Linked DNA regions of Mus musculus: region 1 is linked to region 2. A link is a loop called in an ENCODE intact Hi-C map of the cell type or tissue named here. Cell type or tissue: gastrocnemius. All regions are shown on one strand. Each heading gives the region's core, and the rest is flanking DNA. Links, peaks and the distances in the headings are about the cores only. Region 1 holds the start of Plxdc1 (plexin domain containing 1). Region 2 overlaps Plxdc1 (plexin domain containing 1).

Region 1 (15,608 bases), core at 4,234-12,233, 64 kb after region 2:
ACCACGTGGGGTTCCTAACCCTCCACCCATTTACTCCTGCCTGCCTGTCACTCTAGCTCCAGGGGATCTGCCACCCCCTGCTGGCCTCGGAGGCACCTGCACATTTGTGCCATATACTTACAGAGACACACTTTTGTACACATGACTACACAGTAAAGTAAAACAAAGCTCTTATAAAGACCTCAAAAATCACCTGGACAGGGCTGGGGAGGTGGCTCAGTGGTTAAGAGCAATGATAGTTTTTCCAAAGGTCCTGAGTTCAATTCCCAGCAACCACATGGTGACTCACACCCGTCTGTAATGGGATCTGGCGCCCTCTTCTGGTGTGTCTGAAGACAGCTACAGTGTACTCGTAAACATTAAATAAATAAATAAATAAATAAATAAATAAACAAATCTTTTAAAATAAAATCACCTGAACATCTCAGATCTGAGAAGCTTTTACACCCAGACAACCAGCAGAACCATGTAGGGAGTTTTGTCATCTATTTCCTTTTTCACAGGCAAGAGAACAGAACCCAGGGACACACAGACACACACATACACAGACACACACACACACACACACAGAGCAAATGTTCCTCCATTGAGCTGCACCCCTAGTGCCCAAGGAGTCCAGAAGAGTATGTCAGATCCCTTGAACTGGAGTTACAGATGGTCGTGAGCTGCCACGTGTGTACTTAGACTAGTACCCAGGTCCTCTGGAAGAGCAGCCAGAGCTCTTAACCACTGTGCCATCTCTCTAGCACCATGTGGGGTACTGTAAAGAAATGAACCCCAGGTTTCAATGCTTCTGAAGCAATCTGTCCAGAGCGGAACCTGGGAATGTGTATTTGCTTTGAAGCCTTCGTGTTACTGAGTCCACCAGGGCTCACCCGATGCAGCTGGTCCCCCTGGACACCCACAGACTTCCAGGAGTTTGTGTCTCTGTGGTTATTTCCTGTGGCATCCTCTTCATGTAGACTGGAACCTGACCCTTCCAACCATCATGTCTGGATCCTGAGCAGGTATCATTTATTTAATCCAGAGTCCAAGAAAACCATGAGGAGGGCCGGGCGGTGGTGGTGCACGCCTTTAATCCCAGCACTTGGGAGGCAGCGGCAGGTGGATTTCTGAGTTCGAGGCCAGCCTGGTCTACAGGGTGAGTTCCAGGACAGCCAGGGCTGCACAGAGAAACCCTGTCTCAGAAAAAAAAGAAAGAAAAAGAAAACCATGAGGAATGGGGTGAGGCGACAGGAGTCCCTTCCTTAGGACCGTCTCATGGGCTGGCTGTCCATTCTTCCATGTCTACCCTGTTCCTCAGTTCTGAATGTTCCAGAAAACAAGACAGAATGGGAAGCGAGTGGGCTGTGTCCTTTGAGAGTTCACCTCAGGGCTGGGATGAGGGCCTGCTGAAGGAGCCATTAACTCCAGGTACAATGGTAAAGGAACCAAAAAGTTCAGGCGTTGAGAAGAACATCTTAATGTGGTATTTTAAAAGCTAACATTAGTAAGCCAGATAGTGATAGTGCACGCCTTTAATCCAGGACTCATGAGGCAGAGGCAGGCGGAACTCTTGAGTTCGAGGCCAGCCTGGTCTACAGAGTGAGTTCCAGGACATCCACGGCTACACAGAGACAGAGAAACCCTGCCTTCAAAAACCAAAACCACAACAGCAACAACAACAATCAACATTAGTGTCAACACTGGGGCTATTTAGATGAATGAAATCTCAAGAGTTAAATAATGACAGAATTAGTCATGGTGCCAAACCAGGACTGGAGGAATTTCAGAGACTGGGGCAAAGGACGACACAGTAGCACAGCACCCGAAATGACAGAAACGATGGAAGCAGAACAAAGAACCCGAATCCTCATTGCTTATGAAATACCCTTAGTGAGGAAGGACCTTTCATCCATGACACAGGCACAAGGAGGAGGAGTCTCAAAAAGCACATAATAAAAAGGTCTTAGGAACTGAAAACATGGCCAGGTGTGTGTGACCGGGGCCCCGAGACCTTAGCACAACCGACTTCATGATGGAAGTGCCATTCAAGTTGTAACACTCAGCACGGAGACAGCACCACCTGCCAAAATGCAAAGATAGCCCTAATCCCTCAAAGACCAAGACTTTGCTATTTGGCTTCTGTAGCTCTGCTTCAGGCTAACTGTTCTTGTTAACCGAAGTATATGTCAGCCCAGGATACGGTTTTTGTTCTTAAAAGCTCACCCTGAGAAAGGCTTGGGGCTACACTGGGATCCCAAACACCCAGTGTAGACGCCAGCTACCCAAGAAAGACTTTCTATTGGCTTACACCCATGTCCGATCAGTCTTCTCTTGTGGATACCCCACAACAGTGTGGTTGCTCCAGTTGGAGGGAAGCCAGGCCAACGTAGTAAATTCCAGGCTAGCCTGGGCAGTCAACTATGATTTCAGAATGCTGAGGTGGCAGTGAGAACTCTTTAAAAAGAATACACACATGTAGGACAATGGACTATGCACAGAAGGCCTGGTCTCTAGTGGAGCTGAGCTCTTGAACCCCGTGGGACCCAATGGGTGGTAATTTCCACCTACATGGGACAGAAGGCATTCCCTCATGTCTCCTGGACCCCTGGCTCCTGTCAATGTTACTGTCCCCACAGTCCCACAGGAGAAGTGTGTGGCTAGCAGTCACGTACACAATGTCCCAAGCTTCTGGCCTTCTGGCTAGATTCCTCCTCACAGTTACCTAGCAACAACAAGATAATAAGCCCACTATAAGAGGGGCTGCTTGGCCCCTCCTCGCTCTCTTAAGCTTTTACTTTCCTTACTCTCTCTCTAAGCTCTCTCCTCTCTCTCTAAGCTCTTTCCTCTCTCTCTAAGCTCTTACTCTCTTAAGCTTTCACCTTTCTTACTCTCTTTCTCTCCTTCTCTCTCTCTCTTTCCCCCTTCGAGATCTCCTCTTGGCCATGGCTGGTCTCTCTCCCCTTCTACTTTCTCTCTTTCCCCCTTTCTTTCTACAACAAAGCTCTAAAACCATAGACTGCCTCTGTTTATCAAGGCCCGCTGTGCTTGGTGGATGGGATAGGCTTTCTTCTAACGAGCTGCTTCTAACCTCCCTTCAGAAAAGCCTTCCTGTGCTCCAGCCACGGACCAGACTAAAGACTCTTGCCTGCGTGGGAACCACCCAGCGCCCACTCTCTCCCTCTACCCTCTCCCCATATCTCCACAGCCTAGTGCCGCCCCGGGGCCCCTATTCTGTTCCCAGCTCCTCTGCCGTATCCAGTATGGGATGCCAGAGACTGAGAACCTGGTACTGGGAGCTGCCCCTTGTCCACCCCCCGACCATGTGGGGGTCAGTGGCTTTACACAGGCAGATGCCCACCCAGGGCCATGTAGAAAGCATCCAGCAGTCCTCCCACGTCCACCTGCCCAGAGCACAGGAACTCTGGCCGGTCACGGGCTCTCTCCCTACCCCTTCTTCCCCTACACCCACGCCCCCCCCCCAGGACTCAGAATAAGGGTGACATTAAACTTCATTTTTTTTTTGCGACAAAACTTGCTATGTAGGCCAAGCAATCCTTCTCCCTCCGCCTCCTAAGTACTAGAAGTACGGGTGTGAGCCACTGTACCCTATGTTGCACCACATTTCCTAGGGATTGGGAGGCAGGGGTGTATGTATGTGCTGAGATGTGGGGCTCGCCAGGCAGCCCAGGCTGGCCTTGAGTTCTTGGCCGTGTTCCTACTCAGCCTCCCAAGTGCTGGGATTATAGATGTGAGACACCCTTCACGGTGACGTTACAAGAAAATGGTGAGATGCCTTCAAGCTTTGAAAGGAAAATTATTTTTAATTCATAAGTCTACATTCGGTGAAGCCACCGATCAAAAGGGAGAGCAGAAGAAATGCATTTTCAGATATGCACATCCACAGGAGAGTCTTTGTTAAGAGGCGACCTCTGTCAGGAGACTTAACTGCCATAGAATCCAGCAGGAGAGGGAGGACACAGGGATGAGGGACCAGGGCTCCAACACTCCAGAGACAGAGGAGGAGGAAGCACAAGCTGGCAGCTGTGGAGCGGGGGAGCAGTCCACCATGTTAGGGCACGTTATTGTTTCTATTTGTTATTGGACATTGAAGAAAAGGTCTTATGTAGCCTAGGCTGGCCTTGTACTTACTATGTGGTCAAGGATGCCCTTGAACTTCTGGCCCTCCTACTTGTTTCTCTAGAGTGCTGAGATTACAAGGACGCACCACCACACCCAGTTTATGCAGTTCTGGGGGATCAAACCCAGGCTTAATGAATGCTAAGTAAGTGTTCTACCAGCTGAACTACAGCCCCAGCACCCTGATGGCAAACTTGACCACACTGAAAATTACACTTGAAGCAAAAGGAAGGCATATAAGAAGGGATTAGCACAGAGAACTGAACAGGCAGGGCCAGGGTGACAGCAAAGATCCCAGAAAAAAAAGCAAACAAGAAACAGGTGGGTAGACAGTGGCTAAGTGCGTTTCCCAAAAGGCCCGATGATCCGAGCTTGATTCTTGGCACCCATACGGTGGTAGGAAAGAACTGACTCCTGAAAGTTGTCCTCTGACCTCCACACAAATGCTCCCCGGTACCGACACAGACGTAAATAAATTAAAAAAATAATAATAATATAAGAAACAAGACATTACCCAGCTTGGATCACGTGAAGGTGCTGAAAGTCACATGAGTTGAGAAAGAAAGATGGAGAAGAATGTTCTGGGGAGAATATCAAAGCCGAGTCCTCCATCACCATAGACAAGAAGCAGATAATGTCCATAGCCCACTCAGTGCTGGGTCTGGTGGCCCATACCTTTAGGCCCAGCACTTAGGAGGCAGCCAGATCAAATGGATCTCTTTAAGTTCAAGAACAGCCTGGTCTACAGAGCGAGTTCAAGACCAGTCAAAGCTGTACTGTGGAAACCCGGTCTCAAAACCAACTGAACAAAGCTCCCTCCTTAAAGGAGCTAAAGAGACAGAATAACTGGAAAACAACAAACCAGAGACGTCCTGCTGTGAGGAAGGTTGAGGAGGGGAGGGAGGGCAGCCTGGGACTTCTGGGTTTATTCTTCTGTGCTTCCTGAACTATAGGACTATGCTATTCCAGAACTAGAACATGAGCGGATCCTGCCCACACCACCCTGACCCTGGACGCCAGGGCTCTGATCATCCTCTCTCCTCGGTTTTATGCTCAGCTGGGACCACAGGCACCGGCGGCCACATCCCACCACCTCTAGAACACTGCCTGATGATTGGATGTTTCTGAAAGTTCCGTGGAAATAAAGAAATGGATGCTGTGAAGGAAGTTCACCCTCTCTTTGCTGTTTCGAGTTCTGTAGCATTTGTGCATCCTGAGCCTGCACCCTTCCCTCCCCACCACACACTCAGCACTCGCTCACACTCATCCCAGACACAAGCCTCCGGAAGTGGCTAACCATGGGCCTGTGGACATGATAGGCAAAATTCCTCAGCCACAGGTGCACAGCGCCTCCAACTCACTCACAGCTGCAGAGGCCCTTTAGCTTTCAGAGTCACCTCCTCCCACAGAGAGCTTCCTGACCTCAGGCCCAGAAATTTGTACCTCAGTGACACCTGGACTGGTTTCTCCTCCACTCCAACCACCTCAGGATGCCTCTGTACTTAACATTTAGGGCCCCCACAGTCTAAAGAGGCAGAAATGTTCCCTGGCAGCTTCGGGGTAACTATCCCACCTTCAGCCTTCTCTTCTGTAAGGCATGGTGGAGTTCAGAGCCTGCACTGTATCTCCTGGAGCAAATTACTTCATCTATCCTGGCAGAGGCCAGCAGCCTGTGAATCTCTGAGCTGCTTTGATCCTGTGATCCAGCCTGGAGCTGGCTTGCCGCCTCTTCTCTGGAATCCTATCCATCCCACTCTCCATATCTGACACGGAGGCAGGCTCCAGCTCTCCTCTCCCTCCATGTCGGTTCTGCACTCACCACCACCCGAGTCCTGTTGTCCGGAAGTGTGTCGATGGCCAGGGAGCCCCCACCCAAGTCCTGGCTTAGCTGGGTCTTGCCTGGCTTCAACACCTGCGCGGGGCTCTCTCGGGGTCTCCGACTCCAGCCTTGCCTGGTCCTCTTGGCAGTCCATGCAGAGTCTTGACCTTCATTGTGACCTGGGAGAAGGGACAGAGCACTTGAGTGGTGGCGGTCCCGAGGAAGGATGTGAGAAGGGGTCTGCCTTCTGCCGAAGCCACAACACTACACCATCATTAGTTCTGGGGATACTCGATGACCAGGGCAGCAGCTTCATAACACAGACTGAGAGCCACGCGTCTCATATCACGCCCAGAAACATGCACACGCAATACTAAAGCCACTCGACCATCCACAGTGGACAAGGTATATCTGGCAAACCAGAATCAGGTTCAGGGGTTAAAGGCGCTGGGGTTGGAAGTCAGAGCATCTCATGTGCCAGGCTCATGACCTGGATGCCCGACAATGTCCTACTTTCTATCTCTTCGTCTTTTGAATACTCTGTACATCTCATACAAGGGAAATCATACACTATATCTCCTATTGTGGTTGGTTTGTTTCACTTAGCACACTGCCTTCAGGGTTCAGATGTGTTCTTCCTGTAGACCAAATGGTATTCCCTGCTATAGCAGCTTTTGTTGAGAATCAGAGCAGGTCCTCTGGAATCCCAGCTAGCACCTTCATCCACTTAGCGGGGCCTGAGGTTTCCTAGTTCTTAAACAGACTCATCAGAGTTAGGTTCTTTGCCAGGGTCTTGGTAGTAGCCATTCTAATCAATGGACAGGAAGTGCTACATGCTTGCGGTTGGTTTTGACTTGCATCTCTCTACTGACTAGAGTCGATGAACATTGTTTCATATGCTAGTGACTGTTCACTTTTCTTTGGAAAACTCTTTTAGTCTTTGGCCCATTTTAAACCTGTTGTCTTGTTGGCCTGGATCATTGTTCTGGAAGCTGCGTGGCAACTTTTCTCTCTACCTAGTAGACCCAGTTACACCCCACTCTCCTTCCTTCCCCCACTGGCTCTGGCAGCTGAGAGTCCTTCTGGACTTTAACAGAAACTTCTTGGAAACAAATTGTCCTCCCTTGCTAACTTGATTTGGTTTGTTTGTTTTGAAACAGGATTTCAATACTTAGTCCTGGCTGACTTGGAACTTGCTATCTAAAGGAGGCTGGCCTTTGCAGAGATCTGCCTGTATCTGCCCCTAGGGTGCTAGGGTTGAAGGTGTGTGTTGCCACACCCGGCCCCCTTGTCCCGCCGAAGGGCAGAGTTTTAACTCCATCACTATTTCAAGCTTTGACCTTAGGCAAATCACTTTCCTTGTGTAATGAGGGACCCAGAAGCCAGCTGGGATGGCAGAGAGGTTTTCATCTCAAATGCCATCTCCCATTAATTAGCGGCAACCAAAAGCACTCTAGACAGGAATCCCAAAGCCTCGTCTGTGTGTAGCAGCAGCGATTGTCAGGATCGATTAGTAATGTCTGTCACAAGCACAGGACTGGCAAGTGGCCGCACAGAGGCAGGTCTCCCAAGCATACAGCTCTCTTGGGGCCGATAAACTAATTCTAAATGATCCTGAAAAGCATCCTTCTTCATTTCAGAGAGATATGAAGGTTCCCAAGGCTGTGGCCAAATTCCCATTCCCATTCCCAAAGGAGTGACATTCTAATTGTCACTCCTGCCCTGGATATATGAAAGGCACAGATCACCCTGACTGTGACCTTCATCAATTTTGGGTCCTAGGTCAGATACCCCTCTCCTCTCTACCTCTGACGCCACCAGTCTTGCTCACCAAAGCTCTTCTAGTGGGTCTCCCTGCCCAAGACCCCCTCCCTGAGGCCACTTTATGATCTCTCCCAGGGAGACGTGTGCTCCTCAGGCTTCTCTCCGCTCTCCTCAGAGTGCCTGGCAAACAGTAAGCGCTCAATCACTGCTTAATTGAGGACACTACACTAGGGGATAGCTCTCTGGTAGCAGCAAGGACAGAGATTGAAACGGGGCTTGGCTGGACCAGGCCTGAGGCTCAGCCAGGATGCTGCTGTGAGGCTCCGATTTGTCATTAGACATTTTATCCAATTAAGTCATTCTTGGCTGCTGGTGCCTGCTGGACTCTTGCCGGGCCCCTCTCACGTCTCTGCCCCTAATCATAACCAGATGCTCCTGGAGTATATGGGCAGAGGGGCAGCTCTGACCTCTTCCCCAAGCTATCTACCGAATGGCTGAAAGCCCAGCGCTGGGTAGCAGCTGTCGACCACTCAGCCCCACGCAAGCTGCCCCAGAGGCCTCCTCAGCAAGGCCACAGCTGTTCGTGGCAGGTCTGTTTGTAGTGAGTTGGGTGGCCTTCTCCCCAAATCCTCCTGCAAGTGTCCCCAAGGGCAGGGCAGGAGCTAGGACTGGAAAGCCACACAGGCAGCCAAGTTGAGGACAGGCAGGAAGTACCACGGACTTGGACTGACCTTGGAGAGGGATGTTGAATAGGGAGGGAGGAGGCCCACAGGATGGCAGTGAAAAACATCTGGGCTCCCCGTTCCAGCCCACCACCCCTAAGCTAGGACCTGGCAGTCTTTCCTCTTGAAGCTGCAGCTTCTCTGTGTAACAATCACACCAATAACAGGGCTGATCCCGGTACTGAGTAAAAACCATTCAGGCATCCCATCCATCTAGGAGTAAGGGTATGAGTTCTATGCAGGATGACGGAGGAAGAGCAGAGGAGGCTCAGAACTAGGAATCCCCAGAAGTGTCTCCCCAGCTACAGCATGTCTGCCCTTCCAGTTGGATGAGCAAGATGTCACCTCTTAGTCCGTGCCAGGAGTCAGTGCAGCTGGTTGGTCACATAGGCACAGGACCACATAGATGTCTGGGCACACAGCCTTGAAGCCTAATGGAAGCTACAGCCTAACAGATTTACATGGAGGGCATGCCTGGGCACCCCTGGGCACCCTTGGTGCTGATTCTGCCTCTCTGTTCCCATTCCATCCTTGGCCTCCAGAACAGAGACTAAACCATCACTCAGGGCTATACCATCTAAGGGCATGGTGTGACAGCAGTGGCTCCAGGAGACAAAGCCACTCTCAGTGGTCTTTCATCCTTTCTTTCATCCCCATGCCAATCAACCCCAGGAGATGGGCACTAGCATTAGATCTGTTTTATAAAACAAGGCTAACAACCCGCCTCTGGCTCACCCACTCATTCCATGGCAGGACTGGAACTAAGGCCGGCCGGCTTCAGTCTGGCAGAACCATAGAGCACAGTGCAGTATGGCCAAGCGTAGCAGCACTCCCTTAAACTCAGCACTCAGGAGGCAGAGGCAGGCAGAGCTCTGTGAGTTCAAGGCCAGCCTGGCCTACAGAGCTAGTTTTGGGTCAGCCAGGACTGTATATAGAGGAGTACAAGGATCATGCCCCCAGCCCCTGATCTGGCACAGCCCTGCTGCAGTGTGAGCAGGGCTGAGGAGGAACTGGGTTGCACCACCCGGGGCCTGACCCAACTCAAGCTAGCCATACTGCCTCCATATTGTTCTGACTGCTGATGCTCTCTCTGGGTATCCATTTCACCTTCCACCCGGTATGCCCTAGAGCCAGTTGCCCACACACTCGAGCTAGAGCAAGCCGCATGGAAGACCCATGTGATCCATCATTCTTGCATCCCTCTCACCGCACCCCTGCAGCTGATCTGAGAGCTCTTATGCCCATGTGATCCATCATTCCTGCGTCCCTCTCACCGCACCCCTGCAGCTGATCTGAGAGCTCTTATGCCCATGTGATCCATCATTCCTGCGTCCCTCTCACCGCACCCCTGCAGCTGATCTGAGAGCTCTTATGCCCATGTGGTCCATCATTCCTGCGTCCCTCTCACCACACCCCTGCAGCTGATCTGAGAGCTCTTATGCCCATGTGGTCCATCATTCCTGCGTCCCTCTCACCACACCCCTGCAGCTGATCTGAGAGCTCTTATGCCCATGTGGTCCATCATTCCTGCGTCCCTCTCACCACACCCCTGCAGCTGATCTGAGAGCTCTTATGCCCATGTGGTCCATCATTCCTGCGTCCCTCTCACCGCACCCCTGCAGCTGATCTGAGAGCTCTTATGCCCATGTGGTCCATCATTCCTGCGTCCCTCTCACCACACCCCTGGAGCTGATCCCAGGGCCCTTACGGCCAGGTTCTGCTTTCTCTTTCTCTCACATCCCTCCTGGCCCTCTAGGACCTAGGCCTGCCATTCAGCCACCATAGATTCACAAAGTCTTCTCAGCCAAGAACGCTGTGCTCCTAAGTAACCCGCTTCCCCGTGAGCTTCTCCTCATCCTTCAAATCTGACAAGATGCCGTTGCTTCAAAAAGTCTCCCTGACGCTTCTCTCCTCCTCACCCAGATGCCAAGGGCACCACCCAAGCCGGCCTCCTGGACTGTCATGTCCTTGGTCACCTCTGCATCTAGAATTCTGGGCACTGCAAGGACCAGTGTTCAGGAGGCACCCGTGAGTGGAGGGGGTGGGAGGCTGGCAGGAGGAGGGAGAAACTCAGCACCCAGCCTCTAGGACTGAGACCCTCCCTCGGGCACAGCCCTGCTGGAGACCATCGATGTTCTATCACAGCACTGACAGAAGACAGGTTTGCCACCAAGCTGGAGGCCCAACCTTGAACCAGAATGCCACAGTTTACAGACTCTGGAAGCCTCCGTCTCTGACAGACAAGATGAGGTGAGAACAGTTCTATCACTTGCTAGGTTGAATCTTCAGCAAACCATCTACACAAACCAGCCGGCAAGACCAACCTCCCAGGCAGCGCTCGGGGGAGTTGTAGCTCAGTTGGTAGAGTGCTCACCTCGCATGTCACCTAGCATGCCAGAAGCTCTGGGTTCAATTCTCCAGGGCTCTATTAACATGACATGATGGCGTTACGCCTGGAATCCCATTACCCAGTGCTGTCGGGTGGAGGCAGAAAGTCAGGGCCATCCTCAGTTACAAGTGAGTTCAAAGCCAGCCGGGGCTACATGACACTGTGCCTCCAAGTCCTGGTCTTTGCTTCATACAAGGTCACACAAGGTTGTCCCAGGCCTAACAAATCCCACCTCCTGATATAAAGCCCCTCCTGGTGAGACCCTGCCCTTCACCTTGGAGATTAAAAGGGTGCACAAGAAAAAGGGACACAAAGTAGCAGAAGGGGTGGGGTGGGGTGAGGTGGGGGATGGGGCTCTGCTTTCTGAGGATTACCCCAAGGGTTCAGTTTTGTTTAAACAGGGTCACCTGGCTGCTTTGTGTAGGAGGCTGGCCTTGAACTCACTATGTAGCCGAAGATGACCTTGAACATGAGATCCTTTTTCCTCCAAGTGGCCTTGCTCTCAGTGTGGCCCACCGTGCCCAGCTTTCCCACACACATTTATTAAGCAGATTTCCACACAAGGTGGGGGTGTGGGGGATGGGGGTGGGGGTGTGGAGGAGTTCTCAGTGACAGGAGGGCATGGTCCTGAGCACAAACACTCTGCATGTCTTCCCGTAGACACAGCCCAGTGAACCAGGACAGTATGGTGGTTGCCCAGGCCCTCCCAGCAGGGTAGATCTCTCTGAGGAGGGAAGCCTGCAGCTGACAGGAAGAGCAGCAATCCCAGAAACCATTGTGAGGAATCTGAATTTTAGTCAACAGTATATTAGTTTATTGGGAGGCCCCTGGTGGGCAAGGAGGAAACTGAAAGCAGATTAAGGTTGGTTGGGTTACAAAACATCTGTTTGGCCCTGACTCTAGAGACAAGCAACCTTGGCTCAGAACATAGGTGACTGCAGGGATTGCTTGTGAGTTTCCAAAATGGCTGCCTGAAAGATTCTCCCTTCTGTGTGTATCCTGGATGTCTTTGGTTTCTCTGGGACCAGACCATCAGTGACCCCTTCCTGGGCCTGGAGGCCATCTTCCTCTCTGCCTGACTACAGGCTGCTTCTGGGCTCTCCTCAGTAGACTCCTTCCTTCTTCAGGTCATCGATGCCTCCTGTGTCCCTTGTAAGGATGATGATGGGAACAAGACTGTAGGGATGGAGGAACACCAGCCCTGATGGGGACACCATTGCCCCAGGTGGAGCTAGGCCTCCTTGGGTCCCCCACTCCCACCCCCTCATTGACCTCAGGGGCTCTATCATACAGAGCAAGCAGCCAGTCTCCATGAAGGACCCCTCCCAGCCTTCCCCATTCCCCCACATCCTCAGATGGCCTCTACAAAACCTTACTACCAAACCCAGCCCAACCTGGGATGAGTCAACAATTGCCCTGACGGCTTTTTACAGCTTCCTAGGGTCTAACCTCAATCTCACTTGCTGCAGATGCCCGATGTCTTCCAGATGAATCTAAAAGCAGAGACGGCTAAGTAGTCTGTACTTACAAAAGTGACACTTGTCTCTGGGTCCCCTGATGTAGCCAGCTCCCTTCCTCAACCCTCTCCTCGGCCCAAATCCCTCATCAACCCAGCCATATCTGAGTTCAGGAAACACACCAGCCTAAGGCTGAAAAGGACTCGGGACTTAACCCACTCAGTCCCTTTCTAGTTACCATTTTAAGATAAATTATCAGTTGCCTGTACCTGTCCGAGAAGTAAAGAATATCTTAAGGGGGAAAAATAATCTTTCATAACTCCACCTTCAAGAGCCAAAGATTTAGTCAAGAACCTCTTTTTATACATCAAAAACTGAGCCCAGAGAAAGTAACTTGGGTAAGTAACTCGCCCAAGGTCACACAGCAAGTGAGACAACAGAACTAAAAGCTAAGTGCTCAGCTACCTTCTGTGGGAGCCACCATGGACACCGATGGGTCCACACTAGTCTCTGGACATGTGACTTCTCTGTCCTCTACCCCCGCAGTCACCACCAGCATCCTCCACTCATACCATCTCATCCCAACCCAGATTCATTTGGACTACCTACCTACCGTGACCATCAAAGTCAAGAACACAGTTAGGCACTATGCTGACACAACAGCAAGTGGGACACTCACTTCCCTTTTAAGGAGCTTGTGAAATCACCCTTATTCCCAGCCCCCACCTCCCCGAGAAAGCCTGGGTGCAGAAACTAAACCATATATATTTTTAAAAACGGCCTTTCTTGATAACGTGAGGGATTCAAAGTAGATCCCTGAAAGGACCTCAAGAGGAAGAAATGGCTTGAGAAACTGGTCTAGAGGAAAGAGGAGTGTGCAGAATGGAAGCTCCTCCTCCACCCTCACCCCCTTACCTCCATGCTCAGCCTGTGCAACTGAGAACCGAGCAGAACCTAGCAGGGGGGAGAAGGGAACCCTTGACCCTGGGAGATCGGGGAGCAGCTGGCTGCTTTTTCCTGGGGTCCCTGCCTCTCCACCAGTACGCAATAGGTAGGGGAAGCAAGTTAGACGGCCAGGCTGGTGCCAGGATGTCTCCCATCCTCCGGCGACTCCCACGCAGTCACAAGCCCAACTGGGACCCCACCTAGAGCAGCTGAGAGAGGCAGCAGGGAAGAGCATGGAAAAGAAAAGCAAACGCCTCTCTGAAATGATCGCCGGTCCCTGTGACTATTCTGGAGACCCCGGCCTGGGTCCCTCCACGTCCTTCCGACAGCAGTAGGAGGTGCGCACCCTCTGTGCGCACACAGAGAAAGTAGGGTCCTTGTCCCCTATCCCTGGCGTCCTGAGGACAGGACCCAGGTCCCGCTGGCGGGTCTGCACCTGCCCTGGCCGCGCGTCCTACCTGCGGGTGTTGCGGGACTGAGCGCGCGCGCGGCCCCGCGGAGTAGCAGCAACTGCAGCAACCAGAGCTGAGCTCGCATGGTGGGCGCGGACGACCTCCGGGTCTGCGCGGCGGCGGCGGCGGCTGCAGAGGGAGCAGCCCCGGGCTGGGCGAGCGGGGAGCGGGAGCGGAGCGGGCAGGGCGAGCGAAGCACGGCGCTGCGGCCTTGGGGAGCGCGGGCGGGAGAACCCAGAGGGCGGGGCGCAACGCTGGGGTCCCCGCCTCCCGGAGCTCCGCGCCGCACCCCACGGGACCCGGGACCGCGCCGGGACATCTCTGGTTACCGAGAGAACCCCGCTGCCCCAGAAACCTAAGTAAAAGGCCGAGGTGAAGGGCCCCAGGAAGCGCCCCTACTTGGGCCGTTGGCTCCCACCACCCATCCCAAGAGCATGCGACTTTCTGAGCTAGTCCTTGTACTTCTGTGGCTTCCTGGTGTTCTACATAAGTGCACACACAGACACGCACCAGGAATCTCCCGCAGTCGAACCGCGCCCCCCCCCCCCGCCCCCCAGCTTCTACCCCAGAAGAGGCACGAATTGCGTCTCCCCAGTTGACTGCTTCACAGCCCATCTCCAGCACCGACCCCACCCCATTCCATCCCACACCCACACCCCCCTCCCGTCCAGCAGACATGTAGGTGCTCGAGACTGGCACATTCCCACTTTGAAACAGCTCGGTGCCCCTTCCACAGAAAGGCCAGATCAGTCCAAGATAGACCCAGAGCCAGAAGTGGCGCCCACTGCCACCACACTTTACCGGACTCTGGGAATAGGGCACTTCCCCCCCACCCCACCCCCTTCAAGTATGGAATAAAAATACCCGCAATTTAGGAGATTTAATAGACGGCATGGAATCAGGTCAAGGCACGAAGGTGCCTGTGACCTACTTCATGGGAAGGAGAAGAACTGGGGCCTAGAGAGTGGAGAGGACTGAGGGGCCCCTGGCTTCCTCTGTGTAGGGGACCTGGAGAGTGCGGAAAGAAAGGGTGCAGAGACTGCTTCCTGGGACTTATCCCCAGAAGAAGGCTGCAGCTGGGGACAGAAGTAGAGTGTGGGCTTAAGTAGGTGAGTGGCCTGGCACTGAGGTCAAAAGAAGGACCAAGAAAGGAAATGAATCCCAGTGTCACTCTCCTCTGGGTCCAAAAACCTAGAGGTGGTCTCCCCAAGACCTCAATATAATATTATGTAATACTATGAGCCAAGGCAAGCCCCGCAACCAAAGGGACTTTTGTTAGTTTTCCAGGTAAGGACTAACGCCGTCGACCAGGTTGGTTTCGAACTCACGATCACTCTTCAGTTTATTGAAGGGATTACAGAGGTGAGCCCACCAAACCTAGCCAGCCATTGACTTTCTAATTCCTTGCCTGAATTCTCCCAGGACAGCCTCTGGGGTATCGAAGAAACCGTCCCTTCCAGATGTGGCCTCCTACCGCCACCCAGTGGACCCGTGATGAGCCACGGGGCTGCCGTTTAGCTGATCTCTTGAAGAGTTAAGAGACTGCCCGCGCAGGCGCCGCGAAGGGCCTCTATAGTGTTCCAAGATGGACCTCCAGCCTCAATTCTGGTGTCGTCGTGCGCGGTCAGTCTCGGTGCCCGTTCTCCATAAAGTCTTGTATTGGGGCTCAGGCAAAAGCAACAACTTGGAAATATTAGAAGCAAATGGCGTGGACAAGTTTCTAACCGTAAGCCTCTAGAACTTGAGCATGCACGGGAAGTACTTCTCAGAACGCATATTTCTAGCCCCACCCAGGGATAGTTCACTGGGTCAGAGAGGAGGCCAAGAATCTTCATGTCTAGCACGAGCCCAAGTCCCGTGGTGCTAGTCACATTCGGAGAGCCACTGCCCTGAAAATTCCCAGTTCCTTACCACCGTCCCCGCTCCCTGACTGTTTGG
Region 2 (15,608 bases), core at 3,330-11,329:
CTGGGATGTCATAAATTGCACAGTCATCTGTTTCAAAGAACAATAGAGGTCGGGTGTGGTGGTGCACGCCTTTAATCCCAGCACTCGGGAGGCAGAGGCAGGCGGATTTCTGAGTTCGAGGCCAGCCTGGTCTACAAAGTGAGCTCCAGGACAGCCAGGGCTATACAGAGAAACCCTGTCTCCAAAAAACAAAAAACAAAACAAAACAAAAAAAGAACAATAGAATAGGGTCTCTGCTTGGTAAACTTTCATGTCTGGTCATAATTCGGAGAGGTTGAAGTGTCTCCTCCTCCTTTGGAGATGCTCAATGAGCTATCTGTAAATGAAATAACATGATGTCTCATGTGTGTGTCAACACAGTGACAGAGGACGGGAGGATAGAGCTGCGACAAGAGCAGCCTCTGTTCATGGCGGCCGTATCTTGGTGATGGGTAGAAGTTCATTCACACATCAGCTTCCGGGGCCTTTGTATATGTTAGAAAATTACGTTTTAGAGGACCTGAGTGAGCTTCGCCAGTGTACGCGAGGAAGCTTCCTGTGTTTGTAATCGCAAGGATGGCCACAGGGACGGTGGAGACAGCAGGCCCCTGGAAGCTTGCTGGCTGCCTCATCTACACTACCTGAGAAAATTCCAGGCCAATCTGCCAAGGTGGAAGTCACTGAGGAATGACCCCCGAGGCTGTTTGTATACACACACACACACACACAGGAACACACACACTCACATGCATGTGTGCATGCACATACTCAAGTGCTTGCACACCCAGGTTGGGATATAGACAGACAAAAGGAAGAGAAAGGAAAGAAGGAAAGGAATACAAGACGAACTCCGCCATTATTCTTATCCTGGTGATCTTGTGATTTAAGTCTTCTGAACCCAGTTTAGATGGTAATAAGAATAATTTCTGCCTTACATCTTTGGTGCAAGCATATGGAGCTCTTGTACAGACCTGGCAGTCAGTACTCAGTCAATAACACTAGTGTGGCTTTGTGTGAACCTAAACGCACTGGTTATCCTGACCTCAGGGTAATCTGCTAATGTAATTCCCAGCAAATGGCTACCCTGCTCTTTGACTGGGTATGTAGCCTGCAGAGCCTGCAGTAGCCGAGACAGTGCAGTGGACCAACTGGTAAGCTTTGGGCACTGAGGCGCCCAGCTAAAAGTTCTGGAAAACATTCCTTTTATGTTTTTTTAAATTGTTTTGTTTGTGGGTTGCTTGTTTGTTTGTTATGGGTTGGTTTTTGTTTGTTTGTTTGTTTGTTTGTTGTTGTTGTTGTTTTTGGTTTTTCAAGACAGGGTTTCTCTTTATAGCCCTGGCTGTCCTGGAACTCACTTTGTAGACCAGGCTGGCCTCAAACTCAGAAATCCGCCTGCCTCTGCCTCCCGAGTGCTGGGATTAAAGGCGTGCTCCACCACGCCCGGCTGGGGTTTTGGTTTTTAAGATAGGGTTTTTCTGTGTAGTCCTGGCTGTCCTAGAACTCCCTTTGTAGACTGTACTGACCTCAAACTCATACAGATTCGCCTGCCTCTGCCTCGGGAGTGCTGGGACTAAGGGTGTGAGCCACCACCTCCATCCCAGCTCCTTTTGTTTTTATTTGCTTGCTTGGTTTGGCTTTATTGAGGAAGAGTCTCATGTAGCCCAGGTTGGCCTCTAACTCATCATGTGGCTGATGAAGCTGACCTTGAACTTCTGACCCTTTTGCCTACAGTTCTCAATTTTTATAATTGCAGTCAAGAGCCACATGCCAGCTCTCTTTCATTGTCTTTGATGAGGAGTGCAGAGGAGAAGGGGTAGGAGGGAGGGGCGATGGCAGGATTGGTGCAGGCACTTGTGGGCTGCCGAAATACAGAACACTGAAGTGAAGTCTCTAGCAGGGTCTCCACAGTAGACACCTTTTGTTTTCTGTCTGGACATTTCCCCATGGACAGGCAGCTGGTGTTTCAGAGGCTGTCTTGGGACTCTGGCTTCTGTCTACCTGGGCATCCTTTCAGGATTTGCCTGGCAAGGTAGCCCTACCATTTTACAAAGGAGAAAGTGCTAGAAGAGAGCAGAGAGGGAGCTCACAGCATCCCAGATTCTCCTCCTTTCTAGGCCTTCTCCTCCCACACACCCACCTCAGCAGGTCCTCCTCCCCCCCTCCGCAAAGTAGCTGAGGGGATTGTCAAAGCCAGGCCAGAAACTTGCCTTTTCTGGTGTGCATGTGTGTGTGTGTGAGTGTGTGTGTGTGTGTGTGTGTGCACTCCTATTTTCTTAAAGACTCAGCATTCAGCCCCTGCCAGATGGGAACCTGTGGGCTCTGCATGCAGACAATTATCCTTTCAGCAGTGGGAGGCCTTTCCATGAATGGAAGGTCAGGCATTTGCTACAGCTGTGGCCCAAAGCTACACCAAGCAAGCAAGAGTTCCCGACACAGGTTTGCAGGACACAAATTGGTGTGGAGCCTGCTGAACCTACCAAGGAGAGTCCCTTCCTAGAAACCAGTGTGAGCCAGCTCAAGTGAGCCACATCCTCTGAGCTCTCGAACACACCTTAGGATGAATGGATTTTCCTCATTTGATGGAGGAAAAAAAAAATCTAATAATCTAAAAAATCTAATCCCATAGTTGGATAACAGTGGAAAATACTGCCTCATGAAGTAGTGAGCCCCCCATTTCTGGAGGTATGTAAGTAATGCACTGACTTCCAGAGACACTGTAGAGACAAGACCTGGCATGGTGAAGGTTTGCCGCCCGTGCCTTTCACTGCCTTTCACCTCCACCTTCATGTGATCTCAGGGGTAAAAGCAGGAACCGGAAGTCAGCATAGATTCAGGGTTCAAGTCCCATCTTCATGGGTAGCTAGCTAGATGTCCTTACACAGAATGTCGTTTTGAAATCGTCATTTTTATTTTACCAATTTATTCTTATTGTGTATGCATAACTACACATACATGCTGTGTGGGTGCACACGAGGAGGGCAGAGGACAGCTTTGTAGAACCAGTTCTCTCCTCCCACCATCTGAGTCCCGGGATCAAACTCGGGCCACCAGGCTTGGCAGCCAGCGCCTTTACCCCTGAGTGTTTCCTTGCCTTATTCAGTTATTTTTGAAACAGACTCTCACACTGTAGTCCAGTCTGGCCTGGGACTCAAGGAGACCTTCCCGCCTCAACCTCCTATGCACATTACAGGCAAGCACCATTACATCCTGCGATGTCTGTTGATGTTTTTGTTTGAGACAGAGTCTCATGTAGTTCACGGTAAACTCAATATGTTGCTGAGGTTTCAACTCCTCCTCCTTCTGCCTTTCCTTCCTTAATGCTGGGGTGGCAGCATGTGCCTCTCTCTCTCTCTCTCTCTCTCTCTCTCTCTCTCTCTCTCTCTCTCTCTCTCTGTATGCTACATGTGTGTGGATGTCCACAGAGGCCAGAATCAGGTTATGACAGGCCCAAGATGGATCCTGTGAACGGAAGGAACTCTGGCCCTCTGGAAGAACACAAAGTGTTCTTAACCGCTGAATCATCTCTCCAACCCTTGGCAATGTTTTCTTTCTTTTCTTCTCCTTCTTCTTCTTCTTCTTCTTCTTCTTCTTCTTCTTCTTCTTCTTCTTCTTCTTCTTCTTCTTCTTCTTCTTCTTCTTCTTCTTCTAATTTTATATAGTACAGCACCTACAAGGCTACTGTTTGACTCTCAGCACTGCCAAGTTTAAAAAGTAGGATGCTGGGCAAGCAAGATGGCTCAGTGGGTAAAAGGGCCTGCTGAATATCCCGGCCGATGACTTGAGTTCAATCCCTGTGACCCACATGCAGAAGAGAGAGCAGGCTCCTCTAAGTCCTCCTTTGTCACAGGTACTGTGGCACATGCGCACCTATACATGTACCCACAGGTACACTAAATAAATACGATTTTAAAAAAAGGCAGGAAGCCAGTCCCTACCCTGCAGACTTCCAAAAAAACCTGGGATGATCAACGAGACACCGCAAAGAGGAGGTGCTTTCAAAACAGCATTCACAGAAAGTATGATTGTGTTTGTGCTGAATTCTACAGCAGGGCCTGCCATCAAGCTGGAGTGGGCAGACGAGGAGGCTTCCCGTGGCCACACGTTCCGGGGCCACGCCCTTCCCTCGCTGCCACACCCTTCCGGCATCTGTACCTGGGCGCTCCCACGCTCCCTGTCTTTAAGACTTGAGTGTGTGGAAGTGTTTTGAGAGGTATAAAGCTCTACAGAGGAATCCTTTGATTAAGCGTGGGGGAAAGAAGGGGGTGGGGGCAGAAGTGGGGCGCTGCCTTTGCCAGACTGATGAGCTCCGAAGAGAGTGTGGGAGACAAGTGGATGGTGAGACCCACCTGCACCTAGGTTCTTATAATTGCCACTTGTCAAATCCAAACAGCCGGGAAAATGAAGACAGTAGATAGATGACACCATGGGACAGGTCTTCCTTTAGTTGTCAGAGGCGAGCGGGAGGGGGAAGGACATCGAGGGCCCGGCGGAGATGTGCATGGTAGACTTTGGGTGCCTGATCTTAGTGGCAGGACAAGAATCCCCTCCATTCCCCCCTCCTCTGTGTCTATTTCACAGCAGTCGATTTTCTCCAGAAACTGGAACCTGGATGGAAAGCAGGGTCTGAGAAGGGGTTTGTCCGCCGCAGTGCCCTCGGTCTGAGAAGCGGTTTGTCCATTGCTGTGTTCTTGGTCTTTCTTGGTTTTGTGCGCCCTCACTCTGAAGCACACTGCCTATGAGTTATGCATGTGGATGCTGAGGACCAAAAACTGGCAGGGGACCGCCCCAAGTTTGGTTTCTGCATTCACCTAAGGATAAGAGGAGCCTGCAGCCAGGTCTCACGCCTTACCCTGCCCTCTCTCAGGCCGAGCCCCTCCAAACCCACCCGTGTAAGAAAGCATCACCCGAGATTGCTGTGTCTCCTTCTGTGACCTTGAAAGAGCCTGAAGGCTTTCCAGCCGGTTTCTTCTCATTATCAAATCCGTGGGGGTGGGGGTGGGGGTGGGGTGGGGGGGGTGGCGGAGCCGCTCTGACAAGGAGAAGAGATGTTGGGCCTACCCTCATTTACCTTATCCAGTGAAGACCTGTCACAAGCCCAGTGTCACTTAGCTACTGTGTTGGGCTAAGGTTTGTTTTGTTTATTTACTGATGCTCAGACCTAGAGCCTCAAATGCTAGGGCAGCCTCTACCACGGAGGCACACCCCAGACTAATCTGTCTCTAAAAGGAACTGGTAATGGTTAATGTGATTGAAAGAGAAAAATCAGCTCAGTGCCTTGACATCCTGGGAACGCTGCCTGCTCTCTTTCTTTCTTTCTTCCCACAAAGAATGTGTGTGTGTGTGTGTGTGTGTGTGTGTGTGTGTGTGTGTGTGTGTGTGTGTGTGTGAGAGAGAGAGAGAGAGAGAGAATGAGAGAGAGAGGAGAGAGAGAGAGAGAGAGAATGAGGCAGTGACAGAGATCTCTGGAGATCTCCAGATATAGAAACAGAGATTTTTTTTTCAGATATAGAAGCTCACTCTTGTCCCTGTGTAGCCCAGGTTAGCCTCAAACTCAGGATTCTCCTGTTTCAGCCTTCACAATCACAAGTCATTGTGCTAAAGATATGTTTTGAGGACACATATAGGATGGCAGGAACTTGTGGGGAGTTAGTGTTCAAATGCCTCTGTCCTCAGAACAGTGATAGTTGTCCCGTGGGGGATGGAGGTGTCTCTCCTTACAGGACCAATCCTGCTTAATCAGTCAACAGGTTTTCCGGGGCAGGAGTGAAAATTAAAAAGAAAAAAGACAACATTGTAACATGACCCCAGCCAGTTCTGAGACTGAAGGCAAGTTTTGTTTGTTTTTTGTTTTTTGATTTTTGTTTTTTTTTTCAAGACAGGGTTTCTCTGTATAGCCTTGGCTGTCCTGTAACTCACTCTGTAGACCAGGCTGGCCTTAAACCCAGAAATCCGCCTGCCTCTGCCTCCCAAGTGCTGGGATCAAAGGCATTTGCCACCACTGCCCAGCTGAAGGCAAGTTTGTTTGTTTGTTTATTTGGTTTTTCGATACAGGGTTTCTCTGTATAGCCCTGGCTGTCCTGGAACTCACTCTGTAGACCAGGCTGGCCTTGAACCTAGAAATTCGCCTGCCTCTGCCTCCCGAGTGCTGGGATTAAAGGTGTGCACCACCACCGCCCCTCGGTTTAATTTTTCCCAATCTGCTTTTTATACCATTGTAATTACAGGCAAGTTTTAAGGGCGAGCAGTACAATAAGGAATTAGCAAGGCAGTAAGCAAAGTCCCATGGTTACTCCCTCTGCAGTTTCCAAGGACTTCAGAATGACCAAAATACCAGAGCCCACTTCCATGTCCAAGCTCAAAACTGGATTCTTGCCTGAAGCCTACTTCTTTTGTTCTACCCTAAGATTAAGACTCCTGCCTGAACTTACTTCCTTGTCACAGTCTCATGTCAGATTCCTTCCTGAAGCCCATTTCCTTGTCCTTGGCCAATGTCAGATTCCCGCCAAGCTGCCCACAAAGGCTCTTCACATTCACCCTGGATTAGCAGGTGGTGTCTGAAAGATGTAGACAGCCGGCCAAGCAGAACTCCTCCTTTTGGGAGACATAGCAGAAAACACCAAAAAAAAAAAAAAAATCTCTTTTCCACCCTGGGCCAATGGATGAGTGTACTAAGCCATTAACAATTAAAAAAAAACAAACATCAAGGGGGTGCATGTGTTCCAGACACTGAGTGGGTGTTCGACCCTCCCAGAAGCCTGGTGAGGCTGGGACCCATCATCTCCAGTAAACTGATATAAAAAGTAAGAGGGAGATACCGAGTTCCTGGGAATGGAGTCAGGCCCTGTAGCTTCAGAGGCAAGTGCTTGCTCTCCCACCACCCCACTCTGATGTCACAGTCGGGGCTTTCCCACATGCTCTGGGGTCCCAGGCAATTCTCTTCATCAGGCTTCAGTCTCCCTTGTACAAAGCCACAAGGTTGGGGGGTTGGATAAGAGAGCCCCTCTGTAGGCTGGAAAATGGTACGTTCCAGTCTGTAAGCCCTGTGACCCAATGATGAGAGAAGACTATTCCTGGAAAGCCAGAGCCTAGTGGCATGGGGTCACCCAATGGTGAGAGGGCCAGAGCCTAGCCCCATGGGGTTGCCCAACAGTGGAACCTCAAAACTCTTGAGGCTGTGGCAGAATCCACTTCCTGTCTAGAAAGTTGAGCTTCTATGGAAGAAGAAGTCCATAAAACCTTTGACAGACAGAGGGTTGACGTGTTGAGAAAGGAGAAGAGAAGACTCCCACTGTATCACTGAGCGGGCTCTGCCGTCTCCAGAGTTAACAGTTGTGAGGAACACATAGCCCCAGAAGGCATTTTTCCCCCAGAGCTGAGAAGCTGTCTGCTGCCATCACTGATTTGAGCCCACCGTGGCTGCTGCACTCACTGAGCCCACGGCCCTAGATAACTATGGAAACTAAGCCATAGAGTGTGTGAGTATGTGCGTGTGTGCGAGAGCGCGCTTGTGAGGATGATAAGGATAACTCATGAAGAAATGTGTGAAACGCCCTAGTTGTAATTGGCTGGATTTAGTTAAAAAAAAAAAAACAAAAAACAAACCTGGTCAGGTATAGCAACTTGCTCAACTCCCGGGGCCCAACTGAGATACATTGTGTTGATCCACGTGGACGCCCGCTGCCCGGACAAGACAAAAGTCAGCACCGACTCGGCCAGCTCCAGTGGATCCGAACAGCAGCAGGAAAGAGTCGTGAGCCTTATCTGAGAGCCGCCCTCGAGTCAGGCTATAGCTGGCCAGACCAGAATATTAGTGAAGTGTGAGTGTGAGGTGTGGTGTGTGTGTGTGTGTGTGTGTGTGTGTGTGTGTGTGTGCGCGCGCGCGCACGCACGCTTGCTGTCCCATATTGCCATTTATTTGTTTATTGCTGTTTATGAATAATAAGCTGTTAGAACCTTTCCTCCGAGTACTTTCCGCCCGTCATTAACCCCAATTCACAATTTGAGACAACTGTCTATTCATTTATGTTGTAGACTCTCAGGCGATGTCTAAAGCAAGCAATAATGCCTTACCTAAGGCCATATGTATTCAGAATCCAGATTGTTGCTTTAATGCTAAATATCTCTCTATAAAGGGAATATGAACCCCATCAGCAGCTTTTACAACAAATGCTAGGGTTCTAACTTCTCAGTTGGCGCGAGGCTTCTCTCACCTCTGGTAAGGTGGTCTTCTTTTTCCTCATGCGGTGGTTAGACAGGAATGGTCCCCATAGACTCACAGGAGTGGTACTACTAGGAGGTGTGGCCTTGTTGGAGTAGGTGTGGCTGTGTTGGAGGAAGTGTGATATTATGGAAGTGGGTTTTGGGGTCTCCTATGCCCAAGCTATACCCAGTGTGGCACACAGTTTCCTTCTGATGCCTGTGGATCAAGATGTAGAACTCTCAGCTCTTTCTCCAGCACCATGTCTGCCTGCACGCCAACGTGTCCCACCATGACAGTAACAGACTAAACCTCTGAATCTGTAAGCCAGCCCCAGTTAAATGTTTCTCTTTATAAGACTTGCCGTGGTCATATTGTCTCTTCACAGCAATGAAACCCTAAGTAAGACACCTCAGGTCCCCAATAATCTCTTTCTATCATGCCTCAGGCTGGGGCCTTTTGACTATAGGTGTTGGTATTCTGTCTAAACTCCACCTCCACAGTTACATGGCAACAGCCAGGTAGGCTTGGCCCAATATACAAGGGGCTGCTTGGCCCCTCCTCTCTCTCTTACACTCTTGCCCCCACTCTCCCCATTCCCTTCCCCCCTCTTTCCACATGGTCACTGCCAGCCTCCACTTATCTACTCTCTCCTTCTCTCTGCCTCTACTACTCTCTTAACTCCCCTCCCCATGCCCTGAATAAACTCTATTCTATACTATATCAGTGTGTGTCTGATCCCTCAGGGGCAAGGGATGCCTCCACATGGGCCGGCTGAGGCACCCCTTCCCCCACACCCTGCCAGAATACATCTTATAGCTATTTCTCTTTTTATGATCACAACAATAGGCTTCTCTGTTGCCTGGAGCTCTGGGGTGGGAGGAAGCTGAATGTAACCAGGATTTTCAGTCATGGCAGGCTCTGGGGAGGAGACTTAGGAACAGAGAGAGGAGTCTGCAACTGTGGAGCCCTAAGGAAGAGACAGGTCCTGGAGGAAACCCTGGGGCCTTGAGGAGGGCTTCCTGACATTCCTTGAGAGGATGAAGTGAGGGCTAGGGTGGACTGATAATATATCTCTGTGAGTGAATTCAAGATGGTGACTAGGGCTGGAGATGTAGCTTGCTGGTAAAGTGTTGACCTCTTTCCCAGGACCTCAGAAAAATAAAAATAGAATCTAGCCAGCCAGTAGTGGCCCAGGCCTTTAATTCCAGAACTTGGGAGGCAGAAGCAGGCAGATGTCTGAGTTTCGAGGCAAGCCTGGTCTACAGAGTGAGTTCCAGGACAACAAAGGCCATACAGAGAAACCCTGTGTCAAAAAAACCCGACTAACCAACCAACCAACCAACCAACCAACCAAACAAACAAAAATAGACAAATAAATAAATAAACAAAATGGAAAATGATCTAATTGGAGCAGATCATAGAGCAGGCCATTGAGGGAATAAAATCTGTTGTTTTGAGGGTTTTCTGGGTTTTCTCAGCTTAGGATGATTCTCACCCATGTTGGATACTCCATCAAGGTTACAGAGGACAGCCTGAAGGAGGAAGTATAGAGTCAAACCGGAGGATCTGGGAATAGTTGATAAAATTTAAATAAATAACCCCCCCACGTTTATCCATTTAGTATGTGCACTTGATGCAGCCTGCGTGTGGAGGTCATTTGTGTGAGAATCAGCTTTCTCCTTCCGCCTAGGGGTCCAGGAATCACACTCAAGTTGTCAGGTTTGGTAGCGAGAGCCTCACACCCACAGAGCCTGCTCACAGCTCCAAGCCTGCTGTCAGGACACCTCATTTCCAGGGCTTTTAGTTTTGTGGGAAACAGTAGGAATGTCTAGTTATCCTTTGGGACCTGATATAAAAATGTCCTATGACTGTCAGAAAAAGAAATATTCCCACCCTCCAGAGAATTCCTCTTTGATCTTAGAAGCTCGAGTGAAGACTCTCCTTCCAGAAGCTGAGTAGCAGGCTGGAGAGATGGCTCTGTGGTTAAGAGCACTGGCTGCTGTAGCAGAGGACCTGGGTTCTGTTCCCAGCACTTGTGTGGCAGCTGACAACCATCTGTAACTCTTCTGGCCTTTACAGGCACCCGGCATGCACCCGGCACACAGATATACATGACATGCAGGCATAGTACTCATACTCATAAAATAAACAATAAATCTTAAGTGTCATTGTCGTTATCATATCGTCACCATCTTTGTCATCATCAACATCATCGTCATCGTCATCATCATCACCACCATCACCATCTTCGTGGCAGTCCTCAGCAGCTGCAATCATGGCTTCCTCCTCTAGCACGCTTTCTTCCCTCAGTCCATCTCCATCTAAAGCAGATGGAGATGACAGAGGCAGCATCATGAAGATCACCTGTGTAATCAAAGATGCACAAACAGCTTCCAAGAGTGACCACTGGAAGTCATGGCTGTGCCTCTAACTGGGAGGTCTCCACGGGCCAGGGGCATTCTGTCAGAATCTACAGCCATGTTACTCTGTGACTATGAGGTTATCTGTTACACTGTGGCCATATGGTTTTTTCCACTGTTCTGAGGTACACAGAGAATAATCTTCAATTATTATGGAGATTTTGAAGACCCGGGTTTGGGTCTTGTCTAACTAGCTGTGTGACCTTGGATGAGTCACTCCGTCTGTCATACACTAGGATGGGTCGTTTGATTTGTGGCATACATGATGAATAGATAAGGCTCCATTGGACCCTCAGTTTCTTCATCTGGGAAATGGGGAAAACATCTCCGCAACAGGCTGTGATCCAGTAAGTAGAATTGTTTCCCACGAATCCCCAAGGCTGCACAAATGCATGTCTGACTCAGTGTGGCTGGAGTGGGTGGGACTGGGTCCCGTATACTGTCTCACACTATGTTCACACCTGGACATATGTGGACCAGAAGGCTCCTGACTACAGCCCTCAAGTTAACATTATCTCTTCAGCCCATGGGGTGGGAGAGTACCAAAGACCAAAGAGCCTTCTGGGGAGCAGGGCTTTCAGGATTAGAGCCAGGAGAGTCTTGAACCAACTAGAACAACGTGGTAGTCCTGTCAGGATGGTGGGAGGAAAAAGTTTGGTCCAAATTGCTGTGTGATCTGTGAGGGTGATTGCTAAGACTTCTCCTTGGGCCAACTATATCATCCTATCCCATTTTATAGAGGTGGAAACAGGCCCAGAGACATTCAGTGATTTGTCTCATGTCACACAGCTACTCCGGACACTGCTGAGGCTCCAGCGCCCACCTTCTGACTCCAACAGCCACCACTGCCTTTACCCAGCATGCTCTTCTTTGGCAATCACAGCATGTTTATTTATGAACTGGCTTGTTTGGAACCTGATTTTGGCATCTGTGGTTTTTGGCTGAAGAGGTTAATTTTTTCCTTTTTGTTTGGTTTGCGAACCTGTGTTTTGGGGTGGGGAGCACAAAGGAATAAAAACACGAGGCTGTGGAGTTGTTTGTGAAGCATTCAGAAATATGACAGTATCAATTCACTCAGATTCATTTTGTGTCTCTCAATAGTAGATTAAAAGTGCATGAGGTTGGCTTCTGGGGATTTCCAAACCTAGCAAACGTCAGTCACCTAACAGCCACCGGGGTTGCTTGCTGGGGCAGTGGCTGGAGGCTGTCCCTCCACAGCCAGGGACAGGGCCTGAGTGAAGCGCTCAGAGCAAGCCTCAGACCAAAGGGTGTGGCTCCGTGGCCTGTGCATCACGCTTTATACAAAGCCAAGGCTGTAAAAGACAGTTTCATTTTATTCTTGAGTTTTTCAAAACAGGGTTTCTCTGTGTATCCCTGGCTGTCCTGGAACTCGCTCTGTAGACTAGTCTGAGCTTATTTTTATTTGTAACACGGCAATTCACACAGGAAATAGGAATCCGTTACAGGGTGGCCGGGTCCCCTCAGAACTTAGGTCCTTCTGGCTGTATTGAAATTCCAGCAACTCCTTGGAGAAAGACAGACTGTTTTAACTGATGGCATCGATTCAGCTGCTGTGTGTTCTCATGGCCAGGGAGTGAGGGCACAGCCCAGGAGCGCTGCTCCGTGCCAGTCTGAGTCTGTCCCCAGGACCATGAAGACTCCGAGTCCTGCTTACCACCAGCCTGGGGCCACTCAAGTGGTGACAACACCCTGCTTCTGGAAGTGTGTCTCGCTAACAGCTTTTGCCACTATCCCAACAAACTCAGCGAACCGCTGAGCTTAGCGCTACCGTCATCCAGCACATTGTTATTGTCGTTATTCTTTTTATTGAGATAGGAATTTATATAGCCCAGACTGGCCTCAGACTTGATATGAAGCTAAGGATGACCTCAAACTCCTGATTCTCCTACCATTAACCCCCCTAGTGTTTGTTCAACGGTTTTAGCAGTAAAGCATGTTGTGTGTACGTGTGTGTGTGTGTGTGTGTGTGTGTGTGTGTGAGTCATATGACTCAGTGAGCCTGATAAGATGTACCAGTTTAAAAATTGTTTCCATAGGTTCACCAAGAACCTTTCATGGTGACCAAAGGACATCTTTGACCTCAGCCTCCAGGCTAACAAGTGGCATCCAGAGACCCAGGATCTGCTGGGCTGGGTAGCAGGGTCATGGCTGGAGAGTGATTTCCAGGCAAGCTTGGAAAACATATCTATGGCATTGGGTGGGGGGTCTCCTGGGTGTTGGGGTTCACAGTGGGCTCATATGACTTGTGCTCTAGAATCAAAAACTCCAAGAGCCAAGTTTGCAAATCTAGGAGTGGCTGGATGGAGTAGGCAGAGGGCCTGTGTACCCAGCCTTTCCACTCTGGTCATAGTCCCATTTTCTTTGGCTATTCTGAGAGCAGAAATCAGAGAACAGCCTGTGAGAGTCAGTTTTCTCCTTCCACCGTGTTGGTCCTGGGGATCCAACTCAGGCCTTCAGGTTTGACAGCAAACACCTTTACCCACGGAGCTATGTTGGGTGACTCTTAAGGATATAAAATACAACTTTCTTAAGACCTAACAACAGGGAAAACTCCTCGGTAGATACACTTTCACAGATTAATGCTTTCTGTTGTGTGATGGACTTTTACAGAGCCCCTACCTACTTCCCCGAGGATACTCACAGGCACCAAGTAAAAAAGGCACTGGCCGCCATCTTGGATGTACCATGGGGTGGGAAGTCTGGTTGATGGTGCATAGTACAGGAGGCACTGCCTTGCCTTGCTGGACAGCCACAGAGACCTAATTATAAAACCATCTCAGACCCAGAGGTCCTGGGTGCTGTGCTGATTGGTCACTGGCAAAGACAGCCACAGGACTGCATGCCAAAATCACAGACTTGGCTGTCTTCTGAAGTCTGCAAAGCACTCTACCCTGTCCACCATCATTTTCTCAAGTCCCTCCCACAGCCCCTGTCCCCACACCTCCATCCCCACACCCCTGTCCCCATATCCCATCCCCATACCCCTGTCCCCACAGACCCTCATCCTCACACACCCCTGTCCCCACGGCCCTGTCCCCACACTCTTGTCCCCACAGAACCTCCACCCCCATCCCCACAGCCCATCCCCAGAGACCCCGTCCTGACACCCCCCTGTCCCCACACCCCTGTTCCCACAGACCGTCCCCCATCCTCACAGCCTCCCCATCAGCACAGCCTTTTCTCCCATGGCTTATGAAGCAGAGCAGACACCAGCGTATTTCCAGTCGTGCATGCCTTCGGTATCCTCTCATGGGTCAACTGTGGAGCGGCTGGAATTTTCTGCACCGGATGTGCCCAGGTATCTGCACACAGCCTTCCCTCCTCCCACTGACGCCCTGGAGCTCAGCCTTCTGTCCGGGTGCTTCCTAACATGCACGCAGGCGCGACGGAGTGGGGGCTACACGCAGGCGCGACGGAGTGAGGGCTATACCTTATTTATTTGCTGATGACGCTTCTTTGGGATGAAGGTGAGCTCTAGGTTTTCATTGTCCTTTAGAAGCCGTCCTGGTCCACCACGGGGACAGAAGTCCCTTAAAACCAGGCTGAGTGTGGGAACGTCAACTCCCAGTTCCCAAAGCTCTTTGCAGAGCTGGAGAGATGGAGGCCGCTTTCCAGGTCAAGGTCTCTCCCTCCCATACCAGATTTCTCTGCCCTACCTTCGCGGCCACCGTGCTTCAACGGGATCCAACTGGAGCCCCTTGCTAAGGCAGGGGTGTCTCAGGGAAACCTCTAGCCCCCCATTTGTCTTGTTTCTTCAAGACAGGCTCTCTCTGTAGACCAGGCTGGCCTTGATCTCAGAGCTCAGCCTCCTGAGTGTGAGCACCACCACACCCGGCCCCCTAGTTGTTTTTAATGGTTACAAGAACTCGACTCTGGTCAGCCAAGTTAAAACAGGAGCCAGGTAAATTGTCCCCCTCTTTGAAGGAAACTACTGCCGTTGATAACAGAACAGGTTAACGAGTAATGCAGGCACCAGACACATGGCACAGTAAGGGCCCCACTCATTACTGGCAGCCATGCAAGACCAGCTTGCAGGGTGGAGGCTGAGGGGCAGGGCAGGGCAGGGTACAGAATGAGCTGCAGGCTACAGTGCTCGGATGTTGGCCCCGGCCTCTGCAAAAAAAACAATGAAGCAAAGGACCAAGGCCAGAAAAATGCAAGTTCCCCAAGGTTACTTTTCTCTCTGTTAGCGCATCTCAGGGTTAAGCGCTCTCGGAGGGAAGGGATCCCCTTCTTCAGGCTTCTAAGCCACAAAGTTTGGAGCCAAGGGCACTGACTCCATAGCTAGCAAGACCAGCTCTTGAATCTATAGACCCCGGAATGCAATGGCCCAGTGTGGGCTTCAGTGAGCAGGAGGAACACAGGAGGCTGTCTCCAGTGGGCAGGGGCTCCGCCATAGCTGCAGACCACTGAGAGACCCCAAACGAAGCCTCCTCCCATTGAAACAGGGAACTCTTGAGGTCAGTGTTCCCCAAGGAGCCTTCGCAGTTGTATTACTGAGCCCCCTTTAAATGGGGTGTGCAGACCAAACTGTAGTGTTGGCACCACAAGCTGTTGTCTTGTCTTCCTGGCCCAGGGCCAGCTCCGAGGAAGCCAGGAAAAAAAATCACTTCTCTGTGCTGTGACTTGTCTTTCATGCCATCTCCAGGTCTCTGGCCCGATGCTCTCTCAGCACTGCTCGGCCTCCACGAAGCCTTCCTTCTCGTGCCCGGAGGGCTCTACCTCGGTGTAGGTAGAGTGGTTGGGGTGGTTATGGAACTTCATGGCTGGCCAGTGGTGAGGTCTCCGCTGCAGGAACACGGGAGGCAAAGTCAGTGAATAACTCACTGGACCCCATCTCTGAGAGATTGTGTAAAACCTCCTTGGCGCACGCCTTTAATCCCAGCACTCGGGAGGCAGAGGCAGGCAGATTTCTGAGTTCGAGGCCAGCCTGGTCTACAAAGTGAGTTCCAGGAGGATAGCCAGGGCTATATAGAGAACCTGTCTCA

What was found. Peaks named below come from ENCODE experiments on the same cell type or tissue, not always from the same donor. Only the 100,000 strongest peaks of a DNase experiment are listed, where the experiment ranks them.
Region 1: it touches region 2 in a loop (2.4-fold over the local background); 20 of 42 quality-filtered maps call a loop at or near these places.

The regions. Positions count from the first base shown.
Region 1 is chr11:97,972,562-97,988,169 of GRCm38, forward strand. It overlaps Plxdc1 (plexin domain containing 1), which reads right to left and starts at 13,885. Exons shown (of 14, transcript NM_028199.3): 1 at 13,677-13,885; 2 at 5,942-6,120. The coding sequence starts at 13,755. In gastrocnemius, for the core only: no CTCF peak of the experiment used is centred there; a DNase peak (open chromatin) is centred at 8,090; H3K4me3 peaks cover 36 bases; H3K27ac peaks cover 2,054 bases.
Region 2 is chr11:97,909,200-97,924,807 of GRCm38, forward strand. Plxdc1 (plexin domain containing 1) reads right to left here. Exons shown (of 14, transcript NM_028199.3): 14 at 14,038-15,408. The coding sequence ends at 15,289. Among named protein-coding and RNA genes, the nearest start is that of Fbxo47, 33 kb to the left of the region's middle. In gastrocnemius, for the core only: no CTCF peak of the experiment used is centred there; a DNase peak (open chromatin) is centred at 6,533; H3K27ac peaks cover 1,839 bases.